Regions from separate parts of the Mus musculus genome. Here regions 2, 3, 4, 5, 6 and 7 are each linked to region 1. A link is a loop called in an ENCODE intact Hi-C map of the cell type or tissue named here. Cell type or tissue: heart. All regions are shown on one strand. Region 1 overlaps Coa7 (cytochrome c oxidase assembly factor 7). Region 2 overlaps Tut4 (terminal uridylyl transferase 4). Region 3 overlaps Tut4 (terminal uridylyl transferase 4). Region 4 holds the start of Prpf38a (PRP38 pre-mRNA processing factor 38 (yeast) domain containing A). Region 5 holds the start of Gpx7 (glutathione peroxidase 7). Region 6 holds the start of Cc2d1b (coiled-coil and C2 domain containing 1B). Region 7 holds the start of Tut4 (terminal uridylyl transferase 4).

Region 1 (4,000 bases):
ACCTGTATTCACTGTCAAGAGTACCAACAGAGTGGTCTCGTGTGCCTGAAAAAATGTTCTCCCAGCCAGGTGTGGTGGCGCAAGCCTTTAATCCCAGCACTCAGAGGCAGAGGCAGGCGGATTTCTGAGTTCAGAGGCCAGCCTGGTCTACAGAGTGAGTTCCAGTACAGCCAGGGCTACACAGAGAAACCCTGTCTCAGAAAAAAAAAAAAAAGTTTTCCAATTGTCCTGTCACGTGAACTTTTTAGAACTTTATGTTGTGTATAAGACTTTTGCTTGCATATATATCGGTGTTCCATATTCGCCTACAGAGGCCAGAAGAGGTTATCAGATCCCCCGGGACTAGACGGAGAAGTTTCTGAGCCGACATGTGGGTGATAGAACCAAACTCAGGTCCTCAGTAAGAGCAGCGAGTGCTCCTGTCTGCTGAGCCAGCTCTGCAGTCGGCCACCTCAGATTTAACTGCAGTGCTGGAACACAGTACTCTACCACTGAGACACACTGCCAAGCTCTAACGTACTGTTTCTTTCCTTCCTTCTTTCTTTTGGTTTTTCATGACAAAGTTGTTATATCTAACCCTAAATGGCCTCCAACTCAAGAGATCACCCGTCTCTGTCTCCAAATCTAAGACCAAAAGTATGGGTCCACTTTTTGAGGATACCAGTATCCTCCAGTTGTAATCCAGAATGGATTGGTTGGCCTTTCATTCAATAGGGCCCTCTCTGTCTTTTGTGATTCTTTTCTGAAGTAAATATTCCATCACTGAATGTACCATTTATCCTTGTGTTTACTGAAGGACACCGTCACTGCTTCCAAGTTTTGGCAATTATAAACAGGCTCCTAAGAAAATGCACATGCATTTTGGTACGAGCATATTTCTAATTCCCCTGGGGAATTATAAAGGGACAAGATTACCAAAAGATGCTGTACGTTTCCTTTAAATACTGTCTCTGCAAGTGGCTGTGCCACTGTGTCCCAGTTCGTGATGCACGTCCCTGCCACTCTGCATTCCTCCTGCGTTGGTGTGTGGCCCCTCTAGTCACAGCAGTGTGTGCAGTGCAGTCTGCACCCCTCCTGTCATGCTGCAGAGGGCATCTCACACATACATTTGCCATTTCTTTCTTTTTTTTTTTTTCTTCTTTAGACAGGGTCTCACTATGTACCCCTGGAACTTCCTATGTGCACCAGGCTGTCTCTGCCTCCAAAGTGCACCACCACACATGGCTTTTTAAAAATCATTTGTCTTGTTTCACGTGTTTTATTACATGTATTCATTGATTGTGTGTGCACTCCTTTGTGGGTTAGAGGGCAATGTGCAGGAATCAGCTGTCTACTTCCACTGTGCGCTCGCTCTCAGGGACTAAACGTGGGTCATCAGGCACTGCAGAAGTGTTCCTGTGGTTTTTATGTAGTTGCCCAGGCATGATTAGCACCTTTCCAATGCTCATTGGCCTATGGTGTTCAATCACACCAAATACTATTTTCAAGACATTCTGAAAACAAACTTGATGTCTTTTAAAAGCTGTTTCTGCACTCAGGAAAAACTCTCTCCTGAATGGACTTCGGAAGGCAGGGGGCTGTGCTCTCAACCTTCAAAGGCAAGCCTGTCTTCTTGGGAAGCTAGCTGCCACACTGCCACATAGGGGGACCAGGGTAGTGACAGACAACGGTAGAATTATCAGAGAAAAAGGACAAGCTCGCCCCCTGGTGACAAGTAGAGTTACAACAGAAGGGAAAAAATTCTTAAAAGGGCACACACACATACACACCATGATGAACACACTGCATCCTGCCAGGATCTGGAGAACAGCAGCACAGCAGATGGAAAAGCACCTGAAACACTGCATTCGCCTGTTTAACAGACTCAGTCCTGCCTGGCACAGTGGTGCGTGCCTGTAACCCCAGCACCAGTGGGGCTGGGGCAGGGCTAGGGCAAGGCCAGCAGAAGGCAGCACAAGGGTCTGTTTGAAAAAGAAAGAAAAGAAAAGGGGAGGGGAGGGGAGGGGAGAAGAGAGGAGAGGCTCAGTGGACAGCTTCCTGTCATCATGTCCCAAATTCCTAGCTGGAGCTGCTTCCAGAGTCATCTGTCTTCCCTGGAGGAGCAGAGCCAGTCGAGAGGCTAATTTTGAACTGCAGAGATTTGTCGAGAGGAGGGGAAGCAAGGCTAATGTAACCACCTCAGCCTTCTTCAGCACGAGGCCCCTGATCCCTCTAAGTCTGCGGAAAGGTCTGACTGCATCGACAAGGAGCCCACACCACACACCACGGCTGGGTTACGTAAGGCAGAGGGCGGCAGTCGTGACTGCCTCCATGTTCTAAGACCTCTGTTATGCAAATTAGGATACTTTCTAATTTTCAAGCTCTTCCAACTAAAATGATAACGATGGCTGATTCTTTCAGGCCCAGGCTGCTAAGTTTCCCAACTTCTCTTTGTCTCCCCAGCCCCCAAAAGTCTACGGCTCTGCCGTTTACTCCTCTCACAGGTCCAGTTTAGAAATTAAGACACACCCCCATAAACGTAGGTGTCTTCACAGAGTACACACAAAGGATCATTTACTAAAACACTCTAGCCACTCCCAGCAGGTGACAAGCTGGAGCAGATGGCACTGAGTGACCTCCAAGGGCTCCTCTCGGGTGGGAGAGGAGCTGCCAGGGTGAATCGTCTGTTGCTGGAAAGGGGGCTGGGCAACGCACTACCCAAATGTTAGAGGTTGGACGTTTTTCTGCTGTTCTTTGTGCAGCTGCCGGGCCCTGTTTTTCAGCACTTCAGCCTTGGCCTCGTCCTTATCAACACCATCTCCCAGCTTGTACATGCGGCTGGCATTGGCGCAGGCCCAGACATGGCCCAGGTCACAGGCCTTCATTGAATATTTACACGCCAGACCCATGTCCTTAGGAAAGCCAGGGGCACCCTGTAGAAACATGGCACTGAGGTTGAAGCAGCTGGCTGCATAGCCACCATCACAGGCCCTGCTGTAGTAGTCCCTGGCCTTCCCCAGGTCAGGCTGGCCATCCTCATTGACCTGTCCATCATGCGCCAGTAGTCCAACGTTGTGACAGGATTCAACAGACTTCTTTCCTGGTTTCTCACAGGCCATCAGAAAGCAGGAAGAGGCAGCCTTTAGGTCCTGAGTCAGGCCACCTGCAAAGACAGAAAACAAAGAAGAAAAAGTAAACTCAGGGGCTGGCCAGAAAGCCCAGTGGGAGAGTGTTTGCTTAACAGTAGGAGGGCCTGGGTTCAATCCCCAGTCACCAGGGCCGAACCTTTGTTTCTAGCCAAGGTTGGGGAACAATCCCTGAGTCAAGTCCTGTGAGCTAAAGCAAGATGGAGGAGGGTAGCCAGTTAGGTAGCCATGAAATCTTTGGTTCCCTCACTATCCTATAGGGAAGCCGAGACAGGAAGAGACATGCCAAGTCAGAGTACCAGAGACTATCTCCTGGGGCTTCAGTGAGGACAGAGCATTTTAAAATAAGTAACTGAATGTTTCTTAGTCTAAACTTACAGTTGGCCCTACATATTTATGAGTTCTGCATATGCAGATCCCATTAGTTAAAAGTACCATTACAGCATTCAAACCAGACAGCAGCTGCAAATTTAACAAACCATGGACTGAAAATATTCAGGGAAAAAAACATGGCTGTGCTAAAAATGCATGGATTTTCCCGTCATTATTCCCAGAACAGTCCAATGTATGACAACTATTTACATTAGAGATTATCCTGTCTTAGGTAACACAAACTAGAAATGATTTCAAGTGTATAGAAGGATGTGTATTTATGCGAATACTCTGTGCACAAGGACCTGGAGAACCTAAGGATTCTGATCCTACAAAGCTCCAGGAACTAACCTTCCAGGGCAGACTTAAAAACAAACAAACAGTCAAACAAACAAAAAAAGCCCAATGAGTGCTACAAGCCTTTAATCTCAGCACTTGAAAGGCAGTAGGCAGGGGGATATCTGTGAGTTCAATGGCACCCAGGTCTAGAGATCTTGTCTCAA
Region 2 (4,000 bases), 150 kb before region 1:
CTTCTATAGAGATCTTTCATTATGATGTTTTAATGTCCCACCTTACTATTTTGCTTTTTAAACTGCTATTTTAAAGTGCAGTTCAAAGATTATTTTCCAGGTATACTTCCCTGTTCTAGATCAAGAAAAAATATCCTTGTACATTTCCTTAGCACATTTCTCCCTCTAATAAGATGCACTATACCTAAACACTTATTTACCAATTACTAGGAAGGCCAAGAACACAAACCATGATTATCATATTCACCACTACTTACATGTAGTAAGTGGACAATAAATATCAAGCAGGTATGTGAGACAAGGTAGAAAGACAAGAAAAATTACATGAACGCAGGAGATGAAAAGAGCTCCTCGTCCCAGAGTCCACACAATAAATGTTCGCCATGAAGGCTACAGATATAGTCCTTTCATATTTTGTTAAAATAGCATGGAACAAGGTTGAAGGCATAAAGACCTGATCTTGGGAAGGACTTCATTCCTGGCTAGACATTTTCTGGAAATCTCAAGAAAGAAATAAAGAGAAATTAACTTTAAGATCCCTATAGGCTTTTATACCTTATCAATTTTAATCCTGTCAGGTACCCCACAGGAATCACCCTATAATCACATTTAGTCTCCACTAGCAATCTTTTGAAGACACAAAAGGTTCTGAAGACTCAAAACCCATTCAAATACTACATGTGACTGTTACAAAGATAATGAAGTGCTGCTCTTTGAAAACCCCACACCAATAAACTTGGGTATGCCTTACTTCCTAAGGCCTCCTTTTTCTTAACCTAGGTGATTAAAATCTACATTAAGACACAATGCAGAAGCCGGCCAGGAATAGTGTGCACCTTTAATCCCAGCCCTTAGGAGGCAGAGGTATCTCTTTGAGTTCAAAGCCAGCGTAGCCTACAGAGGAAGTTTCAGGACAGCCAGAGTTACACAAAGAACTCCTGTCTAAACAAAAGAAAAGTGTTTCTGAACATGGTGGTACACTCTCTAATCCTAGTTCTCAGGAAGCGAGTTAGGCCAGCCTCATCAACATAACCACATAAACCCTGTCTCAAACAAAGACTTTTAGGGGGAAAGGGAGATGGCTTAGTGGGTAAAGGACCCTCCCACCAAATCCTAACTATCTGAGTTTAATCCCAGAATCCAATGTAGGACAAAACTGATTCTTCCTGAAAGTTGTCCTCTGTCCTCCGAATGTATACTACTGCATGTGTGCCCATGTGCACAAAATAAATTATAATAAAAGTTAAGGAATTATCAAAATAAAGATGTCTTCCAGGGCTGGAAATAAAGCTTGGTAAACAAGTATGAGGACCTGAGTTCAGCTCCCAACACTCATCTAAAAAGTCAGTTGTGGAGTCAACAATGAGAGAGGAAGAACAAGACTTCCTGGCCGGAAGCCTAGCTCCAGGTTCAGACCATATCTCAAAGGAATAAGGCAGACAGAGACTGACAGAGCAGGACTCCCAAAGTCTTCCCATGACCTCAGTACAAGTCATTAACACCTTCATAAATACACACAACACAGTCTTTTAATAAATCCCAATCCTACTTCACACTGATTGTCCTGGAATTCCATTTTGAATTAAAGCCAAAGATCCAGTTTCCTTAAAAAATTAAGGGAACTCCTCATGCTACTGCAGAATGAAGCTGTGCCTTCTCTCTGCTGCTGCTGTTCAGAAAATGGACAAATTAACTATACCTGAGAGATTTAATTTTAATTTTATGATTCTTTCCTTTTAAAAAAAGATTTACTTATTTTATACATATGAGTACACTGTATGCTGTCTTCAGACATAACAGAAGAGGGCATCAGATCAATGCTCTTAACCTCCGAGTCATCTCACCAGCCCCAGATTCAGTTATCTTTAGCATGATTAAACTGGTACCTAGAAGGTTCCTTCTAATCACAGGAGATAAATTAATCACAGCTTTCAAGGCTATCACTTTAGTTATTAATATGCTTTTACAATTCAAATACTAAAGAACATTTTTAAAAGTAACTTACCAAAATATTTTTCTTATGTCGTTTTTCTTTTATATGTTTATGTGCTCCTTGGATGTTTTCAATGTGAATTAAGCAAAGTTTGCATAGATAGCGGCAATTGGTATATTCTGGTGACCGCTGAAGAAACAAGTTTAAAAACACATCTTTTCAGTAATCCAAGAAGTGATAGATTAGATAAGTGAACAATGTAATTATATAACCGCAACAGACAGGAAAGGCACTGAGGAACTGCTATGAAGCTCAGTGGTAGAACACATGCCTAGCATGTGCTAGGACTTCAGGTTAGACACCCACTAGCACCACAAGAAAGAAAACAAGAAAGCACTGCAAGAACACTGATGTTTAATAAGCAGTCAGAACTAATATACTCAAGATAATTAACGTTTTCAAGATAGCCATTATAGAATATCAAATACTAACTTCAAACTGTAGCACAAAAATGCTAAATAGGCTTACTACTACTTATCTAATATCATCTTGCTCCTTAAATCTTATTCCAATGTTGTTCTCAAAATCAATTTCAAACTTAATTTTTGGTCTTTATGAGTACTCTGAAAAATAAAATATACCCTTATGTTGAGATATGAAATGAATGGATCACATTATTGAAGACAATTTCCAAGACTGTATTCTAAAAATGTTCCAATCAATCACAGTATCATGAGAATAAACTGATATTCTCTTGAGGTAAATGCTCTGAAGGAACAACAATTTGGGCACGTTAAAATTCAAGTCACAATGCCTCCATGAGATCCAACTGTAAGGCATTTTCTCAATTAGTGATCAAGGGGGAAAGGCCCCTTGTGGGTGGGACCATCTCTGGGCTGGTAGTCTTGGTTCTATAAGAGACCAGGCTAAGCAAGCCAGGGGAAGCAAGCCAGTAAGTAACATCCCTCCATGGCCTCTGCATCAGCTCCTGTTCCCTGCCCTGCTTGAGTTCCAGTCCTGACTTCCCTGGTGATGAACAGCAGTATGGAAGAGTAAGCCAAATAAACCCTTTCCTTCCCTCCCCCCTCCAAAAAAATTACAAGTCACAGTACTTCACTCATGATTTTGTTTTCTCAAAATAATAAAATAAGTGGTTGAAGGTATCAGACACTATGCCAAATCCTTCATATATCAATTGTCATTTTAATTCTTAATAATCCAGTAAGATTAATATTTTTATTTTATAGATATAAAAACTATGAAGCTTGGAACTTCACACCAATTCAATAGTACTGAAGACATAATGAATTTCAGTTCATACGTATCTAAGTCCAAAGTCAACACTCCTTTACAGTAAAAATAACACCTATATGCATTAAATAAAAAGAAAGCTTTAAAATGCTAATTTTATATCACTCTTTCTATTGTCTTACATTAAAATTTCAGTAATATTTAGCATTTTGTTTCAGATTAATCTTCAATATTCAATGGAATGCCTGACAAAAGGGTTTTTTCATCTGGAAATATATATTTTTGGAGGGGGGAAATAAAGATTTATTTATTTATTTTATGCACGAGTACACTGTAGCTTTCTTCAGACACACCAGAAGAGGGCATCAGATCCCATTACAGATGGCTATGAGCCACCATGTGGTTGCAGGGAATTGAACTCAGAACCTCTGGAAGAGCAGTCTGGAAGAGCACTGAATCATCTCTCTAGCCCTATATATTCTTTTTAAATAAAAAGATTTTATTTATTCATATTCCATGTATGTTAGAATTTGGTTTAAAAGTATTTAAGTGCACTGCATGTATATGATGGCCCCAGAAGATAATGTCCAAGATCCTCTTAACTGAAATTACAGAGATGTTGTGAACCATAACGTGGGTGCTAAGAATTGAACTCAGGTCCTCTGTCAGAATAGCAAATGCTCTTAAAACACTAAGCCATCTCTACAGCCTCAATAAATGATATCCTTTAATAAGAAACCTGCATCAAATTTAGAAACAATCCTACCATAGACTACTAGAAACAAACTCAACATTTATAGAGCATTATTAACTTTT
Region 3 (4,000 bases), 220 kb before region 1:
ATACGGTGGTTGTGAAAATCCAGAAAAATGGGGGAAAGATCTTTGAATCTCTAAAACTAAGTCTGATCTGGAACAGTCACTGAGAGTAAATTCTTTCAATTATTACAAATGTATTTCTAACATCTATACCAGATGAATTAACCAAATTTGACTCTTGTCAAAAAGATTTATTAACTTAAAATAGAACTTCAAATACAGACAAAAGCAACTTTCCATTCAAATTTGAATATATTCAATATACAAGTATGTAAAGGAAAAACATTTCAGAATCTTTATGTTGTAATTTTATTTTTTTTTTTGACCTTTTAAAAAGTTTTTGGCACTACAAGGTTCTGTAAAGAATAGAAGTGACAAATTTAAAACACATGAAATCCTTTCCTAATCCTTAAGAACAATATATATAAAGTCTGAAGCAACCAAAGTATGAATACAGCTAATAGAAAATAAAGAATGTAATTTTTTAAATTCTCTCTTTATACAATTCATCAAGGTTAAACAAAACATAAAATTCCCTTAAAAATAGGGTAATAAAATAGATGAAATTTGTATCACTCAATTTAGTGATACCAGTAAAAACTATAGTTCATATTTATATACAAATAATACAGTGTTTAAAAACAGTCTTAGAATTTAAATAAGCTATCTAAACGTGTGTTAAAATTTTAAATCAGAACCTGATTTGTTTTGTTTTCCTTAATGTCACTTTTTCTGCTGAGTGTAACTGACACTGAGGTACGGATACCCTTGAGACAGCAGGATTGGCTGGTTGCTGTGGGCTGGCATTACTCGGACACGTTTCCTCGTGGTGGGTGGGGACAGCGCTCTCTACAGCGACGCGTGGCACATCTGTCTGCTGGAGACAATACAGAGAGCAGATTGAAGGATTTGTATCTACTTACCTCAACTCCCCCTTTAAAATAAATTTGTTAGCTAGTTATACAGTGTTTTTAAAAATCCACATAACAACATTTGGAGGAAAAACAAATATAGGTGTATGAAGACAGGAAACAAAGGGCAAGAAACAAGGGAAAGAACCTCACACGTAGAAAAACTGCAAATTCTTTTATAGCTGACAGGACTTCTTCAGTTTTAGATCTCTGCTCAAGAGATAAACCCAACCAAGGTCAGGGTCCTGCCATCCATTCCATACCAGCAGTTCTCAGCCTCCCAACTGCTGGGACCATTTAATACAGTTCCTCATGTTGTGGTGACCCCAACCATGTTCTTTTCATTGCTACTTCATAACTGTAGTTTTATTTTTGTTACAAGTTAGAATGTAAATATATATTTTCTAATGCTGTTAAGTGACCCATGTGAAAGGGTCCTTTGAAAGAGGTTACAACCCACAAGTTAAGAACCACTGCTTTATACTATCCAAGTGTCCACCAGTTCATAGATCAGGAGGAAGGTCACTCCCTCTTAAGACTGATAATTTTGAAGTAAGAACTTAGATAAAATGGTCTTAGCCCTTAAAATGTATGGTCTATAATCTTTATTACTCAGTCAATGCTATTAGCAGTAAATGAATCTAATTGGTCCTAGTATCATTCTTGAACTACTTTTACTATCACTTTCCTAAATTAAATTCAGACTCCTTTACAGGATTTTCAGCCTACCTTCCCTATCTAGAATTACCATTTACAAATCTTTAATATCCACCTCCTTTCTCTAGTGTTAGTTTTTTATGTCAGAAAAAACTCAGTGACATTTTACATGTATTCCCTTAATGAAGAACACCTTCCTTCTTTCTAAATTCTAGGGTAATAAATAATTCTTATAAGATGAAATTCAGATGCAATCCATGATAAGACCTTACCTAGGTAGAAAACTAGAATACTGTTACCTTACGCTTCAATACTGTTTTTGGCTGTTTTTACAGGCTTTGCTCTCTTATTAAAATATGCATTAAGTATGGATACCATGCGTTACCTAGTATTTAAGTAACAAGTAGTGAATATAGTCTGGCATCCAGTATGCTGTCTCAATAGATGTTTACTGAATGCATGGATGTTACTCCTAAATCAAGGCCTCCACTGAGATTCCCAGCTCAGAAGAAAACCCACCCAGTCTGACTGCGTCAAAAGCACTAGTACCTTGAGCATAGAAGGGTTTGGGCTGAAATCTTGGATTTCCCTGATGCATGAAATTTTGATGCAAACCGTAAGGCCACGAAGCTGGGACAAGGGGGAAATGGCGTGGTGCATGTTCCCATGGAATTGGAGGATTTAGTCCTCGAAAGCGTGGCTCTGCATTTCAACAAGAAAACAAAAAACAAACACATTTTAAAATAGTAATTCAAATATTACTTTATAGTAGAGATATACTAAGTAACTGTGCATTATGCTAAATCCAGATACCAAATTTCTCTTAAAGAATCAAGCATTTATTTACTCAAAGTATTTATATATATGTTATATACAATGATATATCTGCTATACCAAAGATGGCTAATCTAGAATTCGGAGGTAAGAGGTTTCCTTACAGTGGCTAGCCAGATCATAAAGGACAGACAGAAGTGATGAGATGAGCATTTTAGAGAAGGATGAGAGTGATTGTGTCAAAAGTCTTGACAACAAGAAAGCACTCAAAGTCTGGGACCACAAAAGAATCAGCTTCATAGAAAAAGACCACAAAGATGAAATGTCAAAGCTGAGCATTGTAGCAAACACACTTAATTCCAGCACTTGAACCAGAGGCAGGTGGATTAAGGCCATCCTGGACTACACAATGAATCCAGGACAGTCAGGGCTACACAGAGACTCTGACTCAAAAAACAAAAACACACCAACAGGCACAAACAATGACCCAATCAGCAGGATGAAGAAATGGTCAGGTAGGTGATGATAAACATTTCAGAGAATTTTAATATATCATCCTATAAAACTTCAGATTTTTACCCTTATGTTAATATCAACTAAGCCAGAATCCTATTACAAAAGAAGCTTGTACAAAAAAAGGTTGAGGTACTATGGTGGAAAACTTGGGATTTGTAACCAAACATACATAGCTTCAAATCTGTTCTGAAAATTACTATAATCTCTTTTTGGAACCTCAGCTGTAAATGATTTAAAAAGTTTAGTGGCTTCCATGCATATATGTGCTTTCCGTTGTTTTTGTTGGTATTTAAGACAAGCCTTAGTCAATGATAACTTGGTCAAAGAAGAAATAAAGAAATTAAAGGCTTTTTAGAATTTAATGAAAATGAGGACAAATCATACCAAAACTTTTGGGACACAATGAAATCAGTGGTAAGAGGGAAACTCATAGCTCTAAGGGCCTTCAAAAAGAAACTGAAGAGAGCTTAACACTAGCAGCTTGACAGCACACCTGAAAGCTCTAGAACAAAAAGAAGCAAAAACACCCAGGAGGAGTAGATGGCAGGAAATAATCAAACTCAGGGCTGAAATCAACCAAATAGAAACAAAAAGAACTATACAAAGAATCAACAGAACCAAATAAAAAAAATAAATTAAAAAAAAAAAAAAAGGAATCAACAAAACCAGGAGCTGGTTCTTTGAGAAAATCAACATAGTACCCAAATTAATATCAGAAATGAAAAGGGAGACATAATCTTAAACAAAATATATCTTAAATGATTATTGTTTGTTGAATATTATATTCTATTTTCATAAATACAGATTATCTTCCTTTTTTCTCATTGTTACTCCATGATCAACAAATAATACTGACCACCCAACCTTTCCACAACCAAATATAAAAGAAAAAAAGAGAAATTACCCGAATTACCCACTGCACCATTGTTCACCAGGGAATTGGGAGCCACGGTCCGAGGCCAGTGTCCATCGTGAGAAGGGCTGGGAATTGCCATGGGCCTGGCAGCAGGCTGTGCAAAGATGATGCTGGGATCATTCAAGCCAATGTTGCTGGGGGTGCTGCCAGGTGCAGAGTGCAGCATCGGGCCGTGGATGGGCCACGATGGGGCAGGGATCTGCAGGGGGTGCATTGGCAGTAACCCCATACTGTGCATGGGTGAATAATG
Region 4 (4,000 bases), 240 kb before region 1:
ACTCATATAAAAGCATGTTGAAATGCTAATACACAGCTCAATCAACTACTCTTCCACACACCCCCAACCCCCCCCCTCCATCAGCAAAATGATTTTGATTATCAGCAAAAATGGTGAATGGACTGGGGAGCCAGGAGGATTGGTTTGGCAAAGAGAAGAGTTTGACTTCTAGCGATATCCATGGAAGGACACCACAAGTCTGAACCCAGTACAGGAACCATACCCAATGCAAAAACATAAAAGGAACCTTAATAAAAGTTAAGCCCAAACTCTTGACACATGTACCTCATTTAAATCTTTAAAGTAACCCCAGAACAATGTAAATTCATAGAAGATGCTCAATAATAAATATTTGCTAATGAAAGGGAGATGTTATCTTTGTACAAGTTAAGTCTGAACAGTCAGATACCAATAAGCTACCTTACCTTATGTATCATCGTATCACCTGTGAAAATAGTATTTACTTCTGGCAGCTTATTATATACAGTAATATATACAGCTTCCCAATCAGAGTGGCAGGTCCACCGGACCCATTTCCTAATCCACAAAATGGAAAAATAGTATCTCTTTTTATTCAACCAATATTATTTGAGGCCTGTGTGCTAAGCACTGTTCTAAGATAATCAGACTAAGAGAAAATACGGTATGATAAACCAATGCCCATCCTACTGTAGCCAACTATTGAAACAATGGATTCCAAGAAGTTTGACTTGTCCCCAGAACTTCATCCTGAAGCCAGAGGAACAACTTGTCTATAGGAAGGATTAGCAACAACAGTCTGGAGGAGCCTCTCAGGAGAGGGGGCTGAGATGTGTGTCTATAAGTGTTCCAGGACAAACGGGGCTACAGAGAGAAACTCTGTTTTGAACCCCCCTCCCGCACCTTCCCCAATCTAATTCTGAAAAAACAGGGTGTGGTGGTGCATGCCATTAATTCTAGGGCCTGAGGCAGAGGCAGTCTCTAAATTCGAGACCAGCCTGGTTCTGAGCAAGCTACAGGACAGCCGGCTCTACACAGAAAAATGTCTAAAAACCATTACAGTAGAAAATAATTACGATTATTCGACTTCTATGGAAAACTAAAAAGACCTCGTGACAGGAATCTCACAGCTCAAAGCTTAGAACTCCCAATTTCTCCAATTGTTAAGAGAAGGCTAGACCCAAGAAAGTAGAATACGAGCCATTAGATGTTTTCTCCAGTGATTGGAGATGAAAGCTCACTTAAGGGCAAGCCATGTGGAGAGGAGACGCCAAAGTCCCAGAAAGTGACTTAGAGAAAGTCTGTCTCTGGGCGGAATCACCAGTAAAGCGGAGAGCAACACCAGCTCCGCGGTTCCAGAGGAAAGGTTGCGAGTGCTTTTCAGAAGCAGTGCACGCGGAGAGCCAAAGCCTTAGGCTCCCCACCGAGGGCCGGCGCCACCCGCTTCTCCGAGGTCTCCTTCAGTGCAGGAAGTGTTCCTGGAGCTCCGGGGAGGCGAGAAGGTTTACAGGCTTGCGAGCGGTGCCGGCACCGACGGCCCTAGGTGCACGTGTATGCAGTCCGTGGACAACGACCCGCACTCACCTCGCCGACGCTTTGCAGTCCAGGCACTGGAGTAGCTGGGGGACGCTCGCTCGTCCAGGTCTGGCTCCTCCGGGAGACCACGGCTACAACACGTAGTCCCAGCTCTCAGCTGACTAAGAACTGAAGGCACAGGAGAAAACTTTTCGCGCCACTAACCGAAACCCCGCCCACAGTGTGATTCTGATTGGCGTTTCGGACACTCGCCACGCCCTCCCGGGGGTTCATGACGTACTTCCGCCAATTTGCTTGGGCCCTCTCTGGTGCGGGGTGTGCGTATTCCGGCGAAAGAGTTCTACGCCACAGCTTCCGGTACGAAGCTGGTGGCTTTCCGCGGTCGCAAGGGATTCCTTAATGTTTCCCTAGCCTCCGGTAGTCCTTTTTTTTTTTTCCCTTCTTTTAAATAAATACTGAATGTGACGTATTAAGCAAGCCGACGGAAATAGAATTGAAAGAGTTCTAAAATGGCGAACCGTACAGTGAAGGATGCCCACAGCATCCATGGCACCAACCCTCAGTATCTGGTGGAGAAGATCATCCGGACGCGAATCTATGAATCAAAGTACTGGAAAGAAGAGTGTTTTGGACTTACAGGTGAGCGACAGCGCGCAGCCCGCGTCTCGGCTTACGGGTGGTTTCTTCTGTCTGAGTGAGGAAGGACGGACCCTTTGGGGGTGATACTGGAAGAGTATGTCAACTATTCATATAAACTGCTCTGTGCCTGGACTTGTACTAGACGGGACACAGACAAATCTGACACGATCTTTTTCTCTTTTCTCTTTTTTCTTTTCCGTTTTCCGAGACAGGGTTTCTCTGTAATAGCCCTGGCTGTCCTGGAGAACTGCTGGCTTCGAACTGCCTCTGTCTCCCGAGTGCTGGAATTCAAGGAATACACCAGCACCGCAGGGCTCACCGGTCTTTCCTTCTTTCTTTCTTTCTTTCTTTCTTTCTTTCTTTGGGGGGGGGGGGGGGTGGGCTCCGAGACAGGGTTTCTCTGTAGCCCTGGCTGTCCTATGTCCTGGAACTCACTTTGTAGACCAGGCTGTCCTCGAACTCGAACTCAGAAATCCGCCTGCCTCTGCCTCTGCCTCCCAAGTGCTGGGATTAAAGGCGTGCGCCACCACGTCCTGCTTGACCGGTCTTTCTTTTTTTTGTTTTGTTTTTCGAGACAGGGTTTCTCTATAGCCCTTGCTGTCCTGGAACTCACTTTGTAGACCAGGCTGGCCTCGAACTCAGAAATCCACCTGCCTCTGCCTTCGAGTGCTGGGATTAAAGGTGTGCGCCACTACACCCGGCTTGACCGGTCTTTCTTGATGCTGAAGGATTTCTTTAGTTTTTTTTTTTTTTTTTTGAGCCATTCCATTTTTTTAAATTAATTAATTTATTTGTTTATTTATTTATTGATAGTCTGCTGGGTCCTAGATTGTTTATCTCAGGGACCAGATAAGGGTTCCTTTAATGCAGCTTGAAGATGTTCAAGGAACTTCACCATTCCTATAATAAAATTCTTGCTGTTCTTAAATGGGTCAGTAGTTTCATTTTTGACCTGCTTCCCCTAGTCCTTTAGGTTTCTGTTTTGTTTTGGGGTTTTTTTGTTGTTGTTTTTTTCCCCTGAGACAGGGGGCCTTGGATGGCCTGGAACTCTCTTGAACACACAGAGATTCATCTGCCTTCCCCTTCTGGTCCCTAGGATTAAAGGCATGAGCCACCTCGCTGGCTCCTAAGTTTTTTAGAGTGGCTCTCTGTCAGCTGTCGTAGCTTTGTTCAGCTTCACCTGGTGTGACTCTGGCTGTGGTTCTTGAGCATGTAAAATCACTTAAGCTCTTTTTTGTTCTCATTATCCTTAGCTGGAAGCCAGGACAATGATTATTTGTTTTTTTGTTTTGTTTTAGACAGGGTTTCTCTGTGTAGTCCTGGCCCTGGCTGTCCAGGAACTCACTCTGTAGACCAGGCTGGCCCTGAACTCACAGAGATGTGCCTGCCTCTGTCTCCCGAGTTCCGGCATTAAAGTTGTACACCACCCCAGACCAGCATCTGGTAGTAATAAGAGGACTTTTCCCTCATAATTTGTTGTATAAAGATTGAGGACTCATGAGTCCCACCCTTCCTTGATGGACTAAACAATTAATGGAGACTGGGACGAGGGGTCTGTCTCTCTCTGTAGTGCTGTAGTTCCAGGCATATGTAGCCCTGGCTGTTCTAAAACTCACTCTGCAGACTAGGCTGCCTCAGACCCAGAGATCTGCTTACCTCTGCCTCCTGAGTGCTGGGACTGAGCAATCATCACCATGCTCAGGGTTTTTTGTTTTTTTCCTTTTTAAGGCTGTTATTAATAAGCTCTTGTTCTCTTAATATTAAATTCTTATTGACTATTTAGGAACTCTAAACCTTTAGCTATTTAACCTTCCAACCAAGAAAAACTAAGGCCAAGAAAAACTAA
Region 5 (4,000 bases), 67 kb before region 1:
GCCTTTCCCCAGCTGGCCCTGAAGACTCCCCCAGGCTCATCTGCCTCACCCCTTCTTAATCCAAGCAGCCAACCCCTCCCCTCACTGCTCCCCCCCCCCGCCCCCCCCCCAAGCCTTCACTAAACCTGCCCAACTTTAACTCCCATTCCTCTCCCACTATGTTCTCTGCTGTGATCATCACCGGACCTTAAAGCTCCTCGGTCTCTTCTTTCCAGCATCTGCTCCTGCCTTTTCCTGTCTGAGTACCACAAAAAAGCCAGAGGGATCTATCTGCTATATGTGGGCCTCACTAAGATGCTTTAGCTAATAGTAACAAACAACAACAACAACAAAAAAAACCCAAAACTTTATTTCTTAGTTTAAGGCTTGTAATTTTTTTTAATACGATGTCTCCCTATTAAGTCACACACAGCTGGCCTGGTACTATATAGACCAGGTTGCCCACTAACTCAGAGATCTGCCCGCCTCTGTCCTCCAAATGCTGGGATTAAAGACATTGGCTATCATGTAGGGCAAGCCTGTAAACTTTATTGTGGCCCTCGGAGGCTGTGTGGCCTCACGACTACCTCCCCTCCCCCACCCCCAAGCGTACTTTCATGTCAGCCAAACTAGTCTTTGTTGCCCATTGTATCATGTTTCACTCTCCCAGGAGGCCTTGTACAACTTTCTGCTTTTACCTGAATAATTTCTATTCATTTGTCAAGAGTTCAGTTCAAACCTCCTTTCGTTTGCCCACACACAACCTCGACTTTATTAGGTGGTACTGTACCGGCCACAACTGTAGTTTTGGAGTTAACTGTAAAATTTTTAGTGTCCTATCTCCCTCTGAATAGGAAGCCCACATGTTTTCCCTCACTGCACGGGGGGTGGGGGTGGGGGGTGGGGGGTGGGGGGTGGGGGGCTAGAGCTGAACTTGGCATAGAACAGGTACTCCAAATGTGTGTTAACTCATACTAAGTCGCCACCGGATGCTTGGCCCTTTATGGGTGTCATAGACGTTTTTCTGCGCCTGGGAAACGCTGTAGCTTGCTATTGAGATCTCTTGTCACTAACTTGAGATTGCAGCTGCTACCCACGTTTGTGTCCACAAAGAGCTTTTAACTGTCAGCTGCTGGAGATACCGGGCCTTCTTGGCTCCTGCTGCACCTCCAGTAAGGAGGCAATAATCCAGTGACTGACTAGATAGGCAAGCTCTCCTAACCCCCATGCACTGCTGGAATCCAAACCGCAGCAGACTTGTCTCCCACACTTGTCTGACTTTGGGGAAACACTACATCCATTAACCTAAAGTTTGTACGCATCGTTCAGCTATCAAATTGTTTTCCAGCACTTTCCCGTTACAGTCCAGTACTCCCAATTCTACACTAGGTAATATTCCCGTAAAGAAACTGGGGCTCAGAGTGGTGGAGCGATCCGCCTAAGGCCAGGCACTAGAAGCTAATCCTCACAGATTTTTCTCCGCTATCTCCCTATTAAGTCTCTGCGCCCTGAGCTTGAGTTTGAGCGAATTTTGGTCTCAGCCTCAAGAAAACAGGATCCTGCGATCTGAAGCTAACCAGCGCAGAGCAGCTAGGGAAACTGAGGTCCAGAGCCGGGACTCTGCGCCTGCAGAGACGACTGAGAAGGGGGCGCGTCCTGCCCAGCGGGCCGCCTCCTCCCGCCCCACACGGCGGGGTCCCCTCCGCCTTGTCTTTGCCCTCGCCAAGTCGCCACCTCGGGAGTGAACCATGGTTGCAGCTGTGGCGACGGCGTGGCTGCTCCTGTGGGCCGCGGCCTGCGCGCAATCCGAGCAGGACTTCTACGACTTCAAGGCGGTCAACATCCGGGGCAAGCTGGTGTCGCTGGAGAAGTACCGTGGCTCGGTGAGTGACGATTCCTTGCGGGCCTGGCGCGGAGGGGAGGGAGGGGCTCCGTGGGGATGCTACTCTCGGGTGTGCCACAGCTCGGACACCACCCTGCTCATCCCAGCCGCGAGATCGGTGCAACCGGCGCTCCCAAACCCTTGCCCACTCAGGCCTGCGGCTACGTGGCACAGCTTAGGAGCCACCCGCGCTGACTGCGCTCTGCGAGGCTCAGGATCTCACCCGGAAGGTGAATGCCCTCCGCTCTCCGCTTTGCCTCTCCCAAGTGGAAAAGAAACCCTAGCCTTTATGGCCCTTTGCCGGTCCAGTCCAGCTTCTGCTCCTGTAACAGTGGGTCCAATGAGAACGCAGAGAGACAAATGTGCAGTGGAGGGAGTGACCATCAAAAATGGACCTTTTCATGATTCTTAGAATCCACCCTCAGGCCCTGAGAGCAAAGATACAACAGTGGAAAGCAATCCAAGTTGTAAGAGAACCCCCTATACACCCTTCCCATCCTTGATCCTCCTAAGACCCACCCCTTAGAGGGCAGTTGTGATGGAGTTGCTAATGGGCCTGCCCTACTCACTAGGCGAATCACAGTAAGAAGGAAGTGTGTCAGGATTGGGTCTTTTAAATAAAACTTGAGCAAGACAGATCAATCCAGACAGAGAGAGCTGGCCAAGTCCAGACACAGAAGCAAAACAACAAGAAAGGTCAGGGTGGACCAGGGATTTCAGCAGCGGGTACTTGAGAGATACAAACTGCTAGACTAACCGGTGTTAGATGAGGCTGACTGCCAGGGAGACTTTGAACTGTAAAGTTCAGAGACTCTGGTGCGATGAAGAATCTTCTCAAGAGAGGAGCATGGTAGCACACACCTTTAATCCCAGCATGCTGAAGGAAGAGAGTCTGTGAGTTCAAGACCAATTTAGTGTCTATCTACATTGGGCGATCCAGAAAGCCAGGGCTACATGGTGAGACCCTATCTTTAAAAAAAAAAAAAAAAAAAAAAAGGTAATTAATTAATTTTTAAAAATCCTTCAAAGAACCTTTTGTCTCTTGAGTTGGAGTTGGAGATCCTGGTGTGAAGACTGCTATTGAACACTAACTGACTTGTGACCCCATCATCCAGAGTTGGATGGTTCAGTAGGCTTTTCTTGCAAGCAAGAGTATCTTTAGGGGCAAAACTATTCTCAATAGCCTTGTTGTTCTCGATTACACTGAGAGTCCTTGCCCTGACCAGTGTGCTGTAAGTTTCAAGAGAGAAAACAGTGTAGAAACATTAGGTAAGCTTTAGGCGCTCTGTATGGATGACAGGTCTTGTCAATGACAGCATCCAAGACTCCAGACAAACGGCAGCAAAGAGCAAGGCCATTTACTAGTCAGGGAAGGCCTGTAATGAAGGTAGACAGATGGTGATTAAAACACGTTCATGTTTTAATCAAGTTTATAGGGAGAAGAGACAATAAATAAGGCACTGAAAACTGAACCAGCCAATCCCAATAGCAATGAGAGCTTTAAAAAAAGGCCGGGTGTGTGGTGCATGCCTTTAATCCCGGCACTTGGGAAGCAGAAGCAGGGAGATCTCTGAATTACAGGCCAGTCTGATCTACAGAATCTTCCAGAACACTCAGGGCTCTTACACACAGAAAACCTGTCTCAAAAATAAATAAATAAATAAACAAAACAAAAAAGCTTTAAAAATACTAAAAGGTATAGGATATAGAATTAGCCTACACACAATTAATCCTAGCACTTGGGTGGCAGAAGCAAGCAGATATTTGTGAGTTCAAAGCCAATCTGGTCAACATAGCAAGTCGCAGGCCAGCTACGGCTATGTGAGGTAATGAGCTCAAGTTGGCCAGGCTGGTCTTGAACTCATAGAGATTCACTTGACTCTGTCTCTGCCTGCTACATGCAGGAATCAAAGGCATGCAACATTTTTTCCTTGCTTTGCTTCTTTTTTCTTTTCTTTTTAAGAGACAGTCTTACTGTCTAGGCTGGCCTCCACTTTGAAATTCTGCTGCCTCAGCTCCTTAGAGCTAGGATTACAGGTATGTGCCACAGACCGCCATGGGGAACTACTCTTGGTCATCAAGCCTAGGCATCTAGTCAGTTCAGGCTAGGAGGACGCCAGAACTCTACAATAAACAGGG
Region 6 (4,000 bases), 280 kb before region 1:
TCTATGTCCATTATTTTGACTACTCATAGTCAACCCAACCTTAACTGGTTCTGTTGCTGTTGTTATTGTTGTTTTGATTTTTCAGTTTTTTAAAATAAATGTGTATGATAGTTGTTCCCATATATATGTATGTACAGCATGTGGCTGCAGTGCCGATGGAGGCCAAAAGAGGGCGTTGGATCCCCTAGAACTGGAGGTGGCTGTGGTCGTAAGCCACTAAGTAGCAAGCAGCTCGCACTCTTAACCACTGAGCCATTTCTTTAGCCACAAATGTTTAGAGATCCATACTCCATGTGGACCCGGGGTGAAGGAGACCACATCCATACCTGCTTGGCAGTCTCAGCACCCTGGCCACTGGTCTTAGGGCCCTTCCGAGGTCTTGGCCCTGGCATCTTGGCAGGCTAGATACCTATCAGGTGTAAAGTTGAAGAGACTCAGACTGGAATAGATGATGATATATGGCCCCCAACAGTGGTACCCGTGGTTAGGGAACTTACTCCCACGGGCTAAAACACCACTTTATAATTAATAGCACAGAGGCAAGGAGAGGTAGGGGACGGAAGGCAGGGGACCACTGTCAACAGAGGGATATGGGGGGTGGGGGTGGAAACACAATTTCTGAACTGACTGGTGACCATGGAAGGCAGACTTATGGAAGCAATTTGAGGTACAATGGTTTGGAAAGGCTTTTAAAAGCAGTGCTGTCGCCGGGCGTGGTGGCACACGCCTTTAATCCCAGCACTCGGGAGGCAGAGGCAGGCGGATTTCTGAGTTCGAGGCCAGCCTGGTCTACAGAGTGAGTTCCAGGACAGGCTGTCTGTTCTGCAAATAATGTGTCTATTTACATTTAAATTAAAAATTCAGCTCCTCAGTCATACCAGACAGATTTCAAGTGCTCAGTAGGTGAATCTGATTAATGGGTACCACTGGGCAGCACAGGCATGGATCGTTCTCATCATCAGTTCCCGTGGGCACTCTGCACCTGATTCAGTATTCAGATCCTCTGAAAGGTGTCACAAGTGGTCAGCGGGTACTGTAGCACCACCTGTCCAGCACTGGAAGGAACTCATTTGCTCCTACCTCAGGCTTCAAGGAAACAGACCCATGGGCAGACAACGACCACAGAGCAGCTGCAGGGACAATGGGTGCAAGAGGCAGCCCCTTATCGAGGACATAGAAAAGACATCTAGGAGAGGACGATGCCTGTGCTGAGTCATGAAGTTTGCACACTGGGGAATAGCAGAACTCCAAGCAAATCAAACGAACTGACACCAGTTCTGAGGTGAGAACTGGCTTGGCCTACACAAGGAGAAGAAACGCCCAGCACCACGGAGGCATAAACCAAACCGTAAGGCTAGAAATGAAGGCATGAACTAGGGGAGAAAGAGAAACAGCTTTAAGGCTTTAAAGACACTTGGGCGTTAGACACTGGGAAGCATTATGGGTTGATGCAGAAGGTGCCCAGGGAAGTGGGAGATCATATAGGGCGGGAAACCTCAGCCCTGAGCATCTTGCAAATCTATGAAGAAGCGTGAGGTGGCGTGGGGATTAAGAAACAAGACACGATCCCGCGTCCGGAGCGGGAATCAACAGGGCTGCGAGGTTCCCTGGTGTGAGCGCACAGGCGTAAGCCACTCCAAGTGTCACATTTCGGACTGCAGTCAACAGCGAAGCGTCAGCCGGGGTGGGGTGCGGGAGTGAAGGAGCTCGGGAGAATGAGATGCTCCGCTGCCGCAGGCCGGTCGCGGCCCTCCCGATGCCAGGCTCCGCCCGGCCCGACCCAAGCCGCCTCTATCTCCCCGGCCGCCCCCAGAGTCCACACGCCGGGAAGCGGGCACGTGGCATACCTCGCGGCGGATCCGAACCAAAACCGGGCCTTCTCGAGCCCGGAACCGCCTAGCTTTCCGCGGCCCCCGGGCGGCCGCGGCGGAGACAGCCACAGGAAGCTCCCGCCCAGGAGGCGGTGGCAGGCGCCCGGCACGTGACACCACAGCCGGCGGGTCGCCGTGCGCATGTGCGCGGGGAAGCGGGCGGGGCGCGCCCACAGGTGACGCCGAGGGTGGGGCCGGCTGCGCGCAGGCATCTTGGAGCAGGTAACGCGATACCGGCTGGCGGCAGCGTCGTGAGGTGTGGCGTGCTGCGTCCTTCACCCACGGTAGGCGTGCCCCATTCCTGCCGTAGTTTCTCCGAGAGGCCTCTTACCTGGTTCTCTTCGCGCGCCCCGGCGCTTCCGCGTCCTACTGGCTACCAATAGGCAGCCGAGCCGCGTCCCTGTGCTGAGATCCTGGAGGATGCGGCTTCCTCCAGTCTGTGCAGCTTAGGCACGGAAAACCAGCTCTCTGGGAAATAGAGCTCCTTTCTAGTCAGAGGGCAGGACAAAACTTCAGATTAGAGGAACCAAAGCCCTCGATTAACTGAGGCCGGAGCATCCCTGCAAGCTGAAGGGTCGCCTCTACCTCAAGGAGTCCTGTTATATGGGGATTGATGGAACTGACCTGCAGATAGACCAAACCCCGAGATACCCCACACCACGTGCGTAGTCTCACTTCGTGGAGAGACTGCAGGCTTCAGTTCTGATAGATCAGTTCTGCAGCCCTCGTGGTGGCGCATGCATTAAATCTCAGCACTCGGGAGGCAGAGGCAGAGTCCTTTAGTTTGCCTGCAGCTGGTCTAGTTTAGGCCAGCCAGGGCTACATAGTAAGAACTCTGACTCATAAACTGCCTTACTAAGGCAACTTCCAGAAGTTGTCTTCTGACCCTACACAGATGCAGGCCTGCCTGCACTCCGACATTCAAATTAACACACACAAATAATACACAGTAGATAGTGATTCCTACAGCTTTGGGTTTTTTCATTTGATTGTTTTCAAGGTCACACAGACCCACCTGCCTCTACCTCCTGAGTGCTGGGCTTAAAGAGTGCACCACCACCACCTGGCTGGTTTGTTTGAAACTTTCGTGTACTCAATCCTGACCTTGAATTTGATTTGTAGTGAAGGATGACATGGAATTTGTGATCCTCCTGTCTGCATCTCCTAGTGCAGGCATTACACCTCTGGGACTTCTGAGGTGCTGTCGATGAGACACAGAGATTTGTTCCTGCTAGAAGCACCCTGCCAGTCCAGCTACCTCCCAGACCTAGTCATACCCGTGTATGTAAATTAACAGGAGATGTGGCCACTGACTTCATCTCCCATTCTGCAACAGTTCCTTTTCAGTGGGGATCTGTCCTCTTACTGGACTCTCACTCCGGCCTGCCACAGGCTCCCAGATCTTGTGTTTCCCACATAACAGACTCAAATGAGCCAGAGTATAATTTAGGAGATAGTTTATAATAATAGAACAAGGAGGGTTAAGAGTGGATAATGGCCAGAGGGACCAGTGCAGAAGGAAAAAAAAAAAAAAACTCACCACATGTAAGTGGATAATGGCAAAGAATCACCATTGTGCCAATTATGTCAAAATAAACTTTACACTGTTCTCTTTTTCTTTTTTTAAACAATGGGTATGCTAGCACAAGCCTTTTAAAAAATTAATTAATTAATTATATGTGAGTGCACTGTAGCTGTCTTCAGACACACCAGAAGAGGGCATTAGATCTCATTGCAGATGGTTGTGAGCCACCATGTGGTTGCTGAGATTTGAACTCAGGACTTTCGGAAGAGCAGTCAGTGCTCTTACCCGTTGAGCCATCTCTCCAGCCCTACACTGTTTTCTTACGTCTCTACACATAGTTTTCCTGGAGGCTATTGTCGTGCTCAGATGATAGAAAAATGGGTTTGGAGTTGTGCTTGTGAGCATGTTTTGTATGTCATGCTCATTTAGGACCTCGCATTTTCATCTGCAGCTTTCCATCCTCACCTTATTCCCTTGACATAAGGTCTCTCACTGAACTGGAAGCTGTTTCAGCTTAGTCTTGCTGATAGTGAGCTCTTGGAATCCCCAGTCGCTTCTCCCCAATGCTGGGGTTACAAACTCATGAAGTCATGCCCAGCTGTTA
Region 7 (4,000 bases), 120 kb before region 1:
AAACCCACGGAAATCTACCTGCCTCTGCCTCCAGGCACTGGGATTAAATCGTGTACCATCATAAAAAGCTAAAACTTGTGCTAAACAACACTTATGAGCATCAGCATTTGCAGGTTAAGTCTTGAATGTCTTGTTTCTCTGAAACCAAATCTTTTCATAGTCAGAAAATTCAGTTGTTTTCTATCCATGGATCCTGATTATAAAGAACACAATCTAGGGGCTGGAGAGATGACTCAGTGGTTAAGAGGACTGACTGCTCTTCCGAAGGTCCTGAGTTCAAATCCCAGCAACCACATGGTGGCTCACAACCATCTGTAATGAAATCGGACTCCCTCTTCTCTCTTCTGGTGTGTCTGAAGACAGCTACAATGAACTTACATATAATAATAAATAAATCTTTAAAAAAAAAACAACAACACAATCTAGCTGAGTGGTGGTGACTCACCACTTTAATCTCAGCACTCAGGAGGCAGAGGCAGTCTGATCACTGTGAGGGTTACAGATCCAGTTCCAAGACAGCCAAAGCTACACAGAGAAACCATGTCTCAAAATGCTCCCCCTCCCCAAAAGAACACAAGATAATAAGCATTTATGTATGTCAAGGTTAATTTTGAGCTTAAAAAAACGTTCTCTATTTTTACAAAAATGTACACTCTATAAGAACAAATAAAAAAATCACCTTTAAACCAGGCAGTGGTGGCGCATGCCTTTAATCCCAGCACTCGGGAGGCAGAGGCAGGAGGATTTCTGAGTTCCAGGACAGCCTGGTCTACAAAGTGAGTTCCAGGACAGCCAGGGCTACAGAGAAACCCCGTCTCGGAAAAACAAAAACAAATCACCTCCAAGTGCTGCCTTATAAAAGTATTTACAATTACAGTCATAAAATTTCATTTTAAAGCTTAAATTTAACATGCAAAGCACTATTCTTAAATTAACCAAAATCAGATGTAATTCTAGGTAAGTTACAGTTTATAAATTTGAAGTAAGTTTATTATATATGTGTCAATACCTTATTGACTGTACTAACATCTTGGCCAAAGCTAACGAAGACTTTCTTTCTATGGTTAGATGTTCACCATACTTAAAACATGAACATGTCACTCACTTTCACTTCCACTTTTAGACTCTTTTAAGGAAGCTTTACTTTTTTTTTTTAACCATTTTCTACACTAGCCAAATAAAACTATGCAAAGAAAAGAGCACAGTATCTAAGAGGTTAAGGTAACTTCCTTTTGTTTATAATATTTTTAAAATGAGAAACAGCTTAAACTTCTCTTCCCAACATTGATGGTGTTTAAGCCCTCCGTATAATTTGTTTATAAAGGCACCATAAAGCACACTGTATGCTCGTGAGCTATCTTAAGAAAAGCCAAATCAAACAATATTTCATAGTTTTACAAGTTGTGGCTAATCTGTAGTAGGATGTAAGTGTACACCATATTTCTGAGGGGATACACATGGGCTCTGAGTAAAGAAAATGTTAAGTGCATACACACGCAGTCGACATTTAAAACTTGCCACAATTCAACATTTGGGAATGGCATTTTCCCTAAATAATCAAATCCACTTGGGATTATCTTATTTTATTCCTTTCAAAACAGAGTATGTTGTTTCACCAAGTGCTTCAAACACATTCCTGCTCCAAGGTACGCTCTGGAGGGGGGAGGGGATACATCTATAGATATAAAAGGTTATATGACCTCCGCGAGCTAATTATTAAATTCATTCCAACAAATCACAATTCAAATTGCATTTCTGGACACTAAGATTACAAAAGATCGCAGAACGTCAAATGTTTAAGGAATTACTTTTGTATCGAAATGAAGAAACATGGTATACTAAAACTAAAATCTCACGCAAGGTACAAGATTCGTCTGCTTTAAAGTTTGATAATCTTCTTTTTTAAAATGTTTAACCAACGTTAAGATAACAGTAATTAATCCCATTCAGGTACTGACTAGAAATCCCGCTGCTTCTTTGAGGTCTAACCACCTCATTCTTTTGTAATCCTGATATCAAAAGGATCAGAAACCACTTGCGAAGGCGTGCGACACACTGGGGAAGTGCTGTCTGTTTACAAATACGAATCTCACAGTTACCCACGTCAAAAGCGCGCAGTACCAGCACCTCTCGACTGGGGGGCGGGGGACAGAGACGGCGGGTGAGCAGGAAACGAAATCCACACAAACCTACCTCTGCTCCCTCCCGACAAGGACAAGCCCGGGGGATGGCGGGGAGGACACGCTGTGTGTGTGTGTGTTTACAAGTGTATATATACATACACATACACAGGGTGAAAGAAAGGCACACAATACAGACAAACACGCACTGGATCTAAGCGAAGGCTAGACCAATCCCGTTAACTCAGATACTCCTACCCCGTCTACAACAGGTTTCGGTGGCCGGACGGGCGCCCCAGCTTTCCCTAAGGTCGGCCCCCCAAAGCCCTCCTCAGGCCGCCCAGGCCGCCTTCTCGACTTCCCTCCTTCCCTCGGCTTTCCCCTGGGACACCAGAAGCCAGTTCCAGCCCAGGAGGAAGTGCCAGGCCCCGAGGGGGCGGCGGAGACGCGCTCCGGCGGCGCGGACACCTGCGAGGCGCCGCACCTGAAGGGGACAAGCTGGGGGCCCCCGGGCTCAGCGGCCGAGCACACCCCCTCGGCAGCCCGCGCAGCGCGGCGGCCCGCAGCCCCGTACCTGAGAAGCCCGCGAGCTACAGGCGCGCGCGACGCCTCCTCATCTCAGAGGCTCCGGCTCCCCCTCCGCCTCCCGCCGCCGCTGCCGCCCCCGTCGCCGTCGCCGCCGCCGCCGTCGCCGCCGCCGATGGAGGCCAGGACACGACGAGCTCAGGACTCCACCGCCATGTCCGCCGCGCCGCGAACTGCATTGTGGGGGGGAAGGGACGGGGAGGGGGAGGAGGAGGGAGCGAGAGAAAGAGGAGGACCCGCTGAGGGGAGGGGGCTGAGGGAGAGTGGCGCCCGGCCGAGGGGGGAGGGGAGTCGGAGGCTCTCCCCAGCCTGGGATCCCGATTGGGATGGGAGGAGATAGCCTCGGAGGCGGGGAGCAGAGCCTCCCAGAGCTGGGTTCAGGGGCTCCCTCTTCTTTAATTCTGGGGATCCCCCCCAAGCACCCGTCAAACCTCGGCGGAGGAGGGGGTAGACCGGGGGGCGTGGGGGGAGGGGCTTCGTTCCGGGGCTCGTGGCGGTCGCCCGGAAACAATGAGGAGGGGATGGAGGTGGGAGGACGGCGCGCACACACCCGCGCTGAGGAGGGAGAGCGGGCGAGCGCGCGCGGGCTCCGATCGGCGCCCGAGCTGGGGGCGGGCGGGCCCCCGAGGGAGAGAGGAAGGGAGGGAGGGAGGGAAAGGGTCGGAGCTACCCGCGGCTCGCTGGCTGGAGCGGGCCTGCAGGGAGAGAGAAAGAGAGAGAGAGGGTCCTGCGGTCCAGCACGCCGACGCCGGGAAGCGGCGCGAGGACGCCGGCGAGCTTAGGGTCGCGTGCACCGTCGCGCTTCTCACGTCAGGCTCCCTGGCTGCGGGCGCCTTGCCTGAGGCCCCCGGGCGGGAAAGGGGGCAGGTTGCCTAGCTGTGCCCCAGGGAGAGGCCGTAGATGTGCAGGCTCGGGCTTGTCACTGTCCGACAGCCCACGCATTTCTTGAATCCTCCGCGACCATTCCTGACTTCTGAGCACTGTCGAGCAGCTAGCAGGAGGGAGCCCCCCACCCCTTCACCCTTGCATCCAGTCCAGTTTTGCATCACCTCAGGACTAACAAAGCAGAGAAATCTTGAGAAATAGTTCGAAAACCATTTCTTTAGTTTCAGGTGGGCATAGAAACAACTACCAAGAACGGCTTCCCTCCTTCCTCCTTTTTTTTTTTTAAATGTGTTAGCTTCCTCTCATTTAAATTTACACTCATGGAAGACTAGAAGGCTTTGTTAGTTTATTTTAATGACACCCCCCCCCCCCGCCCTCAAGCCTCGAGATTATTATTTGACCAGTCTCCT

What was found. Hi-C counts contacts between places; a loop is a spot of excess contacts. Peaks named below come from ENCODE experiments on the same cell type or tissue, not always from the same donor. Only the 100,000 strongest peaks of a DNase experiment are listed, where the experiment ranks them.
Region 2: it touches region 1 in a loop (7-fold over the local background); 13 of 42 quality-filtered maps call a loop at or near these places.
Region 3: it touches region 1 in a loop (3-fold over the local background); 12 of 42 quality-filtered maps call a loop at or near these places.
Region 4: a loop joins it to region 1, with 3.0 times the contacts of the local background. A loop is called at or near these places in 9 of 42 quality-filtered maps.
Region 5: it touches region 1 in a loop (2.1-fold over the local background); 7 of 42 quality-filtered maps call a loop at or near these places.
Region 6: a loop joins it to region 1, with 4 times the contacts of the local background. A loop is called at or near these places in 12 of 42 quality-filtered maps.
Region 7: a loop joins it to region 1, with 3 times the contacts of the local background. A loop is called at or near these places in 19 of 42 quality-filtered maps.

The regions. Positions count from the first base shown.
Region 1 is chr4:108,337,265-108,341,264 of GRCm38, reverse strand. Coa7 (cytochrome c oxidase assembly factor 7) reads right to left here. Exons shown (of 3, transcript NM_027250.4): 3 at 547-3,142. The coding sequence ends at 2,694. Among named protein-coding and RNA genes, the nearest start is that of Coa7, 11 kb to the right of the region's middle. In heart, a CTCF peak has its summit at 1,706 (motif pointing left); no DNase peak of the experiment used is centred here; H3K27ac peaks cover 637 bases.
Region 2 is chr4:108,489,470-108,493,469 of GRCm38, reverse strand. Tut4 (terminal uridylyl transferase 4) reads right to left here. Exons shown (of 31, transcript NM_175472.4): 5 at 2,006-2,122. Among named protein-coding and RNA genes, the nearest start is that of Gm23138, 6.6 kb to the left of the region's middle. In heart, CTCF peaks have their summits at 1,799 (motif pointing right) and 3,541 (motif pointing right); no DNase peak of the experiment used is centred here.
Region 3 is chr4:108,555,568-108,559,567 of GRCm38, reverse strand. It overlaps Tut4 (terminal uridylyl transferase 4), which reads right to left. Exons shown (of 31, transcript NM_175472.4): 29 at 3,739-4,000; 30 at 2,094-2,246; 31 at 153-853. The coding sequence ends at 783. Among named protein-coding and RNA genes, the nearest start is that of Gm22345, 20 kb to the right of the region's middle. In heart, no CTCF peak of the experiment used is centred here; no DNase peak of the experiment used is centred here.
Region 4 is chr4:108,577,139-108,581,138 of GRCm38, reverse strand. Prpf38a (PRP38 pre-mRNA processing factor 38 (yeast) domain containing A) reads left to right here and starts at 1,803. Exons shown (of 10, transcript NM_172697.3): 1 at 1,803-2,154. The coding sequence starts at 2,025. It overlaps Orc1 (origin recognition complex, subunit 1), which reads right to left and starts at 1,685. Exons shown (of 17, transcript NM_011015.2): 1 at 1,564-1,685. In heart, no CTCF peak of the experiment used is centred here; a DNase peak (open chromatin) is centred at 1,788; H3K4me3 peaks cover 3,327 bases; H3K27ac peaks cover 1,953 bases.
Region 5 is chr4:108,404,405-108,408,404 of GRCm38, reverse strand. Gpx7 (glutathione peroxidase 7) reads left to right here and starts at 1,692. Exons shown (of 3, transcript NM_024198.3): 1 at 1,692-1,862. The coding sequence starts at 1,728. It overlaps Gm32297 (a long non-coding RNA gene), which reads right to left. Exons shown (of 6, transcript XR_003955247.1): 5 at 2,619-2,830; 6 at 1,858-2,289. In heart, no CTCF peak of the experiment used is centred here; DNase peaks (open chromatin) are centred at 1,984, 2,084 and 2,384; H3K4me3 peaks cover 1,945 bases; H3K27ac peaks cover 2,518 bases.
Region 6 is chr4:108,617,921-108,621,920 of GRCm38, reverse strand. It overlaps Cc2d1b (coiled-coil and C2 domain containing 1B), which reads right to left and starts at 1,965. Exons shown (of 25, transcript NM_177045.3): 1 at 1,848-1,965; 2 at 327-409. The coding sequence starts at 392. Gm12743 (a long non-coding RNA gene) reads left to right here and starts at 2,066. Exons shown (of 3, transcript XR_003955254.1): 1 at 2,066-2,155. In heart, CTCF peaks have their summits at 176 (motif pointing right) and 1,895; a DNase peak (open chromatin) is centred at 2,030; H3K4me3 peaks cover 2,035 bases; H3K27ac peaks cover 1,994 bases.
Region 7 is chr4:108,458,895-108,462,894 of GRCm38, reverse strand. It overlaps Tut4 (terminal uridylyl transferase 4), which reads right to left and starts at 3,485. Exons shown (of 31, transcript NM_175472.4): 1 at 3,256-3,485; 2 at 2,695-2,878. In heart, a CTCF peak has its summit at 2,160; DNase peaks (open chromatin) are centred at 2,134, 2,974 and 3,564; H3K4me3 peaks cover 2,973 bases; H3K27ac peaks cover 2,122 bases.